Regions from separate parts of the Homo sapiens genome. Here region 2 is linked to region 1. A link is a contact called in ENCODE Hi-C or POLR2A ChIA-PET data. All regions are on one chromosome and are shown on one strand. The core of a region is the stretch at or near the end of the contact, and the rest is flanking DNA. Distances in the headings are between cores, read along the strand shown. Region 1 holds the start of NPSR1-AS1 (NPSR1 antisense RNA 1). Region 2 has its middle 9.0 kb from the start of LINC03013.

Region 1 (4,321 bases), core at 1,132-3,631:
TACTCAAAGCCATAGGTATTCTCATTATGCCCATGTTAGACCTGCAGAAACTGAGACCGAAGGAGGTTAAATAACTTGTGCAAAACCATACAACTAGCAAGTAGGGAATCACAGTACAAATACAGGTCTCTGAATATAAAGCCTGTGCATTCACCCTCCAATTACACAGCCTCTGATTACACTCAGCTGGGAGTTCAGGGAGCCTGCTAGACATGGGGAGGAGAAGCTGAAATGAGAGCACCTGAAACTGCCAGCTCAGTCCAGCTCAACAGCTCGGATTGTTCTCCCCACCGCCCCCCTACTTCCTGTCCTAATTAATCAAATGCTCTTGAACATGAAAGAGAGTGAGATTGGATTTTTGTTAAGATGAAAGAAAGGAATCTGTTCCCATCTGGCACCTTCAAAACTCTCCTATTCAAGCCAGCAGGGAGCATTTATGCAACCTACATGGCAGTTTAATAATTCCCCAAGAATGCCAGGAGATTAAGCAATGTCACAACCGATCTGGATCCACCGGCACTTGAGAATAATGGAAAGAGCAGGGGTCTAAGGTCTAGGACAGGGGTCAACCAAATTTCTCTGTAAAGGCCCAGATATTAAATATTTTAGGCTTTGCAGGTCCTATGATCTCTGTGTCAACTACCCAACTCTGGCATTGTAACATGAAAGCAGCCATGAGCAAACAGGCATGGCTGTGTAACTAAAACTTCTTTTATGGCACAGATATTTGAATTTCATATAATTTTCATGTGCCTGGGCATATATTTCTTTTTTAAAAAATATTTTCTAACCAGTAAAATATGTAAAAGTTATTCTTAGTTTGAAAGCTGCACAAAAATGGAGGACAAAGTCTAGCGACCTGAATTCAAATCCTCTCTCTGCCATTTGTTATTTCTGTGGCTTTCGACATATTACTTACATTCACTAAGCTTCATTTCTCTCTTGAGAAAATGAGCAGAGCAGGTGCCATGCATTCAGGGCCTCCCTTGTGGCTGGCACTGAGCCACATGCTTTATATGCTTTACTGAATTAAATCCTACAATAACCACAAAAGGCTGAAATTATATGATTGCCTTCTTCAGATAGTTACGATGATTAAGAAATTATGTCTATAATTGTGCCTGAGCTGGCCTCCATAGTTCATTGAGTTTGATGCTTCCTGTTGTACGCAAAAATTGCCATGTTGGTTCGATGAGAGCATGCCTGCTTTTTCTACTACCTGTGGTGTTTTGAGTACCTATATTTGTATTGCACTTACAGTGAAAATTATCTAATTATATTATTCTATTTAATTACAATTGCATCAAGCTCCAATAAACAATCCAAATTTCACTGAACTGAAAGTTGAGTGCACACTTTGAATAGTCACTCCTTCTGTTAGGTTGGTGCAAAAGTAATTGCCATTACTTTTAGTAGCAAAAACAGCAATTACTTTCGCACCAACCTAATATATATGTGCACAGTAGGCAGTTTGGCTCAGGTACACTTATTCAAAACATTGCATTAAGTAAGATAATACATGTTAAATACCTAGCACACAGCCTGGGATGCAGGTGTCGGCCAGTGTTTGTTCCCCACTTCCTTAGTGACAAAGATTAGGCTTAGCTACTTTTTGGGAAAGGTGAGTGCCACCAGAAAGATGAGGCCAAGGCCTTATCAGACACACTGGAACACAGCCTTCCCAAGGAATAAATCCAGAATATTTTGTGTATGAGTTCTGGCTCTGAAGCCCAGCCTGTTCTTACACTGACCCCCCAGTTTCTGCCTTGATCAGCCACCCACTAGGCTGGGCATTGCTTCCTCTCACTCTGCTATCTAGTGACCCAACCTCGGCCCAACCCTCCAGCTTTCTTCTGGCCATGCGACTGTTCTGCTAGTCTGCTCCGCATATCTGCTCCTACCTTCCGATGCCTCCTCTGAGCTTTGGCTCCACTCCCCACTCAGCACAAACAACTTACTTTGCCCCAGTATGGGGTACAACAGCTCAGACTCTTCTAGAGGTCTAATCCTGGACACCTCGTTTGCTTTATAAGCACAATCTGGAAAGAAGAGTTTCATTGCTCAGAGCCCCTCAGGAAGCAGAAGAGGAGAGTGGTGAAGAGAGCATTCATCCTCTGGAATGACCATAACTGGTGTTTCAATCCCAGCTCCCCTCCATACTAATACTTGGGTGAGTTACTCACCAGGTCTATGCTTCAGTTTCTTCATCTGTAAAATGGAGGTTGTAAAAATATCATCTACCCCATAGGGTTATGGTGATGATTAAATTAGTTCTTCTATAGAAAGTGCCTGCAGCAGTGGTTAGCATGTGGTAGGCACTTTGTATGTGTTATCTGTTATGTCTGTTTGCTCTTACTAACATCTATATTTCTGAGTCCTAGACCTCCCCAGAGAGTGTGAAGTTCATGGTGTTTCATGGGAACAGATGTAAGCCCACTTGCTGAATCTCTCTCTGAGCTAATAATTAACAAATACATTGCACAGTAGCTTACCAGGAAAGCCTATACTGGTCTGAACAAGAAGAAACTTGCTGAACAATTCTAAAGCTCACTTCTCAATATAACAGCAGCCCTTGCTCAACATGTTGCCCATATCTTCAGTACCGTGCAGAGGTCACAGCCATCATATTCTGCCAGCTCTTCCCCTATGGGTTGAGCAACCATATGTGTCTTCCCAACCAGGACATTTTTCATTTTTAGCTTCTTGTTTTGACATAATTTCAGGTTTACAGAAAATCTTCAAGAGTAGTACAAATACCCCCATGTACCCTGTACACATATTCCTGAAATGTTAATATTTTTCATATTTGCTTTATCATTTCCTCTATCAGTCTATCTATAATACCTACCTATCTACCTATCCATCCATCTAAAAATGTCCCAGGTAATCAGCAAACCTGCTTTAAATGTCACCAATTATCCCAAGAACATCCTTTTTAGCACAAAAAACCCCGAATCATGTATTGTATTCAGTTGCCATGTACGTTTAGTGTTCTTTAACTTAGAACAGTTCCTTGGTCTTTCTTTGTATCTTATGACATCAACATTTTTAAATAGCATAGGTTAGATATTTTGTGGAGTTTCTCTCACTTTGGGTTTGTGTGATGTTTCCTTCTGAATAGATTAAGGTTATGTGCTTTTGAGAGTTATACACCAGGAATGATGCTATGTTCCTCTTAGTATATAGTATCAGCAGACACAGTATATCAATTTGTCCCATTACTAGTGATGTTATTGTCAGATTTCTCCACTGTAAAGATACTATTTTTCCTTTTGCAACTGACAAGTATTTTAAGAGTACATAGCCATCCTGATACTCCTTAAACTTTCACTCACAGCACTTACCATACAGTGTAGATTCCTGTCTGAATCAATGCTATAAAGGTTTCCAAATGATGATTTTCTAATTTCATTATTTCTTCTATACTTATTAGCAGTCTCTCTACTTTAAGGAAGAAATTTCCCTTCTCTCCCATTTTTAAATTTACATCATAGGTTCTTCTTTTATTCTGTGGGTTATAATTTGTTGCCATAGTTATTTCTTTTTATGCCTAGATTGCTGACTGGGGTCAGCAAGAGCCCTACAATTTGGTGCGTGTTTCTGTTGACATGTTTCTCAGCATTTTTGGGCATGTCCTCACTTGCCAGCACAACATGATGTTCCAGGCTTATCTTGTCCTTTTCCCAGCCCCAGGCCAGGAATCAGCCATCTCCAATGAGCCAAGTAAAACCATGGCATATTTAAGAGAAAGGGCCACAGGCATAATCATGGCGGGTATAAACTGAAACTGACCTAGAAATGCTGGGTCATATTCCCAATCTACCACTAGATGTCCTTCCACACCTCAATAGTTCTTCACAGGAAGCAGTCCTGGGGCATTTGGAAATGGTGGGATATTTGGAGTTATCACAAAGACTGGGGCAGCAGGGGTTACTTCTGGCATTTAGTAAGCACAGCCCAGGCATGCCAAATTTCCTGCACAGGACCATCTATCCTAACACAGAATTGCCCCATAAGTAGCAATCCTGTTAATAAATAGTGGCCCAATCCCTGAACTAATCTATCTTGTGTTCTAGTCTCTCAAGGATTGGCTTAGTTCTTTTCACCTTATCCGCCATCAGTTAATTTAATCACCACTGTTTCCATAGTGAGAATCTAATATATTAGACTGATCAAGTGTGTTAATCAAATATATTGGATTAGCTGGCATGCATTATAGCAAATAAAATAGCCAGTCTTCATTTTAGATCTAGTTTAAAGAAAGCCTCTACTTCTTATGTGTCAATTTTTGCAGAAAACATTATTCTAGCAAGTTGGCAAG
Region 2 (4,321 bases), core at 919-3,418, 970 kb after region 1:
TGAACCTATTATAGAATCATCAGAGCTTTACCACGCTTTTTAGAAAAAATTTCCCTACAAGAATACAGTCTCTCACTATTATTATTATATTAGAGATAGATTTCTATATTATCAAATTTAGAGCAAATAACTTATATTTGCTATCAACTAGCTCTTAAAATGATTATATCTTGATTACTCTAGTAAACAAACATCATCTATTTCTCTCTACATTTAAACTATTAAAACTCAACAATAAGAAAACAACTCATTTGAACAGTGGGCAAAAGATCTTGACAAGACATGTCATCAAAGAAGATATGCAGATAGCAAATAAGCATATGAAAAGATGCTTCACATCATATGTCATCAGGAAAATGCCAATTAAAACAACAGTGAGATACCACTACACAAACCTATAGGAATGGCCAAAATCCAGAATATGACAACCCCAGATGCTGCCAAGGGTGAGGAGCAACAGGAATTCTCATTCATTGCTGGTGGGAATGCAAAATGGTACAGCCACTTTGGGAAACATGTTGGCAGTTACTTATGAAACTAAGTTTCTATATCATAACACAAGTAGATATAAATATAACCAGTGGTAGGGTTTTTTTAGAGGCTGTATTATTTTTTAAGAATTTAAAGCTTTAAACCCAAATTTCTACTCAGAAAGATGAGCATTGTAATTTGATGAGATTACCCTTAGAATTCTTGCCAGTCAATGACTGCTTTTACACCAACTTACAGATTGTGCTGTGTTCAAATACATACTGAGGGGAATCTGATGAACTGACTGGCAACAGTCTTCAAATTCTTAAAGGTGAGGGGAAGAGTGCATCAGGTAAGAGCAAAGCTCCCGGAATCGGGATATCCAGGTCTGAATCTTGACTCTGCTGTGTCCTTGAGTGAGCTACTCAACTTGTCTACACCTCAGTTTCTTCATTCGTAAAATGAAGCTATGGTAGCTTCTACCTTATATGACGATTGACTGATAGGCTCCATGTTGAGTGTAAATTAAATAGTGCCTGGATAAGTACTCACTAAAGAATCGTGTTTTTTTTTTATTGTAAATTTCCAAAGAGAATGTTTTATACTTTTTAAAAAGTGTTTTTATTCCCCAATGCCCCTAACAGGAAATGACACCATCATTGTTACATGAGAAAATGATAAATGTTTTGAGAGGTCAATGTTCCACCCCAACTCATTCTCAGTGTTACTATTTTCACCAGGAAACAGTAGAAGTGACACAGGAGGTGGCCAGGGAAGTGCTGGGTAGACAAGGGTGGGGTTCCTGGCGAGGGCTCCACCCTCAGGCTTGTGCCCATGGACCTAAGTAAGAACAGGCACCCGTGTTTTCATGCCCAAATGTTGCATTTTCCAAGACCACTCTGGCCTGCCACACCCCCATCCTGTGCCCATAAAAACCCTGAGACCCTAGCGGGCGTGGACACAAGCAGTTGGACGTTGAGAGGAGCAGAGGAGCAGAAGAGCGCACCGACAGACACCAGCAGACAACAGCAGGCCATTGAGGCAAGACGATGCAGAAAATTCGGTCGGGGCAGTCAGAGGAGAGTCCAGCCGCTGGACAGCCTGACTCCAGGGGAAGACCGCCTTCCCACTCCATCCCCCTTCTGGCTCCCCATCCACCTTGCTGAGAGCAACCTCCACCACACAATAAAACCTTGCACCGATCTTCCAAGCCTACATGTTATCCGATTCTTTCCGGTACGCTAGGGCAAGAACTGAGGATACAGAGGCCCTCTGTCCTTGTCATACGGCAGAGGGTCTAATTGAGCTGGTTAACACAAGTTGCCTGCAGACGGCAAAACTGAAAGAGCACACTGTAACACATGCCCACTGGGGCTTCAGGAGCTGTAAATACTCAACCCTAGGCACTGCTGTGAGGTCGGAGCTCCATGGGTACCTTTTAACCACAAGTTTCAGCATTTCTTTTCAAGGAGAACTTATGTCTGGAAATATGGATGGAAGATGAACCGAGGACTCGTCTTTAACACCGCATGCTACTCTACTAAAGACTGAGAAAAATGTCAGTTGTCCGGAGCTCCCCACGACCTGTCTGCATGCTCCCCCTAGGGGTTTGAGCAGTGGGACACTGAACATGCGAGCCGCACATCTGTCGCATGTCCTGCCAGGGAGATAAGGAAACTTTCTGTTTCAGAAGTTCTACTTTGAGGCAAAACCAGGCCTCACATGGGCAAGAACATTGCTAGACCTCAGGCCTTGCTCTTAAACAGCAGCTGCGTACCCCAGCCCTGCACGGGAAGTGGGGAGGAGCTCTTGCTTCTTCCCACAACAAACAGGTTCTCACCTGTGCAGCTCCTGTGAATTACATGACATCAATGTGTATGTAGGTTCTTTTTTTATTTTTTTTTTATTTTTACTATTTTTATTTTTATTTTTTGAGATGGAGTCTTGCTCTTTCACCCAGGCCGGACTGCAGTGGCGCTATCTCGGCTCACTGCAAGCTCCGCCTCCCGGGTTCATGCCATTCTCCTGCCTCAGCCTCCTGAGTAGCTGGGATTACAGGCGCCTGCCACCACGCCCGGCTAATTTTTTGTATTTTTAGTAGAGATGGGTTTTCACCGTGTTAGTCAAGATGGTCTCGATCTCCTGACCTCGTGATCTGCCCGCCTCGGCCTCCCAAAGTGCTGGGATTACAGGCGTGAGCCACCGCACCCGGCCAATGTGTATGTAGGTTCTATCTTTTAGGGAAAGACACTGTAATGTGGAGCATTTCTCTTCAGAATCTACTTAAAACCAGATATTTCAGTTATTAGAGTGAATTAAAACTATTAAGTAGCACATAAAATATATTTTGACCAGTCAAACCTAATTGTAGACTGTTAGTGTAGACACCCATCAGCACACCTACACTCTCACAGACACAAGAGTATCTGTTTGTCTCTGTTGATATGGTTGGGAAGTTTTGCTTTGTGACCTGGGGAGTAGAACCAAGTGTTGCTGAGAGAGCTAAGAACCAAGAGGAGGAGGTTGGAAGGATGGTATGGATTCTCTTCCTTCCTAGCTCTTTGGATTTGGTTTTAGACCCCAATGGTTAGATGCATAAGAGCCAGAAAGCAGGGAAACTGTCCACAAAAAACCCTTTATGGTTCTCAGTTCCAAGCATCATTGCTTCAGCTCCCAGGTGACAAAGTGTAGCTCAGTGCTGAGATGAGAGGCCATTTTCCCTGCTTGTGCATAAAACCCCCTCTGCTTTGACAACCTGAGGACTGGCTGGGCTGGCAGGCCACTACAAGATGCATGGCACTAGCTTCCTCTTCTTAGGTGAGAGTCACCTGGGGTATGGACAGTGGGTCCGGCACTGGGGGAAGCACAGCAACCGCCCTAACAGACTCCTCCCAGAATCTCACACACTTCCAATGGACCAGCTTTCCCTCACCCCCACCAGGCAGCACAGGGCAGGACTGTGTTTTGAGCTTAATCAGCACTGCTTTCATGATGGGCTGTGACAACACTGAGGATTTCCATGTGGCCCTGCAGAAAGCAGACCTGGAGGAACCAGAGCAGGAGAGAAAGGACCAGGTGGATCCATGCGGTTATGGCAGCTGGTTTATAAACACGAATGACACACCCCATTGGAGACGCCCAGAAATAGCTGGAGGACACTGAGGTCAAGCTAAGAGTATGTTGTTACCTTTGTAATTTGGACATCAAAAGGAAATGTAACCTGATTTTATATGGTCTGGAGAGACCTGGACATGCTGTAATTAAACTATAATTGCAATTAATGGGCTACTTTGTGAGTAACCTAATCTCATGAAAAAAATGGGTGGCTTACAATAAAATAAGGAGATTGGTGACTTATAATAAAATAAGGGGATGACAGCCATAGCTGAAACATCTATAAATTTGGAAAACCAAGACTCAAGCAAAAAACATTTGAATTGAATTATGCAAAAAAGAGGAAAAATACAAGCTCTGGAAGAATGAAGCCTGCGCCATGGGTACCTTTTAACCACAAGGTTCAGCATTTCTTTTCAAGGAGAACTTATGGCTGGAAATATGGATGGAAGCTGAACAAAGGACTTGTCTTGAACATTGCACACTACTATACTAAAGACTGAGAAAAATGTCAGTTGTTCCTATCAAAGGATGAGGGGGTTGATGGACATCAGCACCTTTGGCATCATTGTTGATTCCAGAGTGTCCTTAGTTTTTGAGCCACCTCCAAGCAGCCTTGTCAATCACTGCAAGATGCATGCCACTGGCTTCCCCCTCTCAGGCGAGAGCCACCTGGGGTACAGACAGTGGGTCCAGCACTGTGGGAGGCATGGCGACAGCCCTCACAGACTCCTCC

The links. A loop is a pair of places that touch in the nucleus more often than their neighbours do. ChIA-PET counts read pairs that join two places held with the same protein, here RNA polymerase II (POLR2A). Pooled maps may share reads with other maps.
Region 2: a loop to region 1 is called in a map of GM12878, with 3 times the contacts of the local background. The contact joins the enhancer-like site here to the promoter of NPSR1-AS1 in region 1. A Hi-C loop is called at or near these places in 1 of 168 maps with a recorded cell type or tissue (GM12878), 10 of 37 single-sample maps with no recorded cell type and 5 of 50 pooled maps. POLR2A ChIA-PET finds 5 or more read pairs at or near these places in 2 of 52 experiments (GM12878 and WTC11).

The regions. Positions count from the first base shown.
Region 1 is chr7:34,755,891-34,760,211 of GRCh38, forward strand. It overlaps NPSR1-AS1 (NPSR1 antisense RNA 1), which reads right to left and starts at 2,382. Exons shown (of 4, transcript NR_033665.1): 1 at 2,184-2,382. All of the region lies in intron 2 of NPSR1 (neuropeptide S receptor 1), which reads left to right.
Region 2 is chr7:35,723,308-35,727,628 of GRCh38, forward strand. No RefSeq gene overlaps it. Among named protein-coding and RNA genes, the nearest start is that of LINC03013, 9.0 kb to the left of the region's middle. Within about 2 kb of position 2,169, at least 7 of the 41 ENCODE cell types and tissues checked have a DNase peak (open chromatin) inside an H3K27ac peak, as active enhancers do; they include GM12878, where a contact is called at or near this core.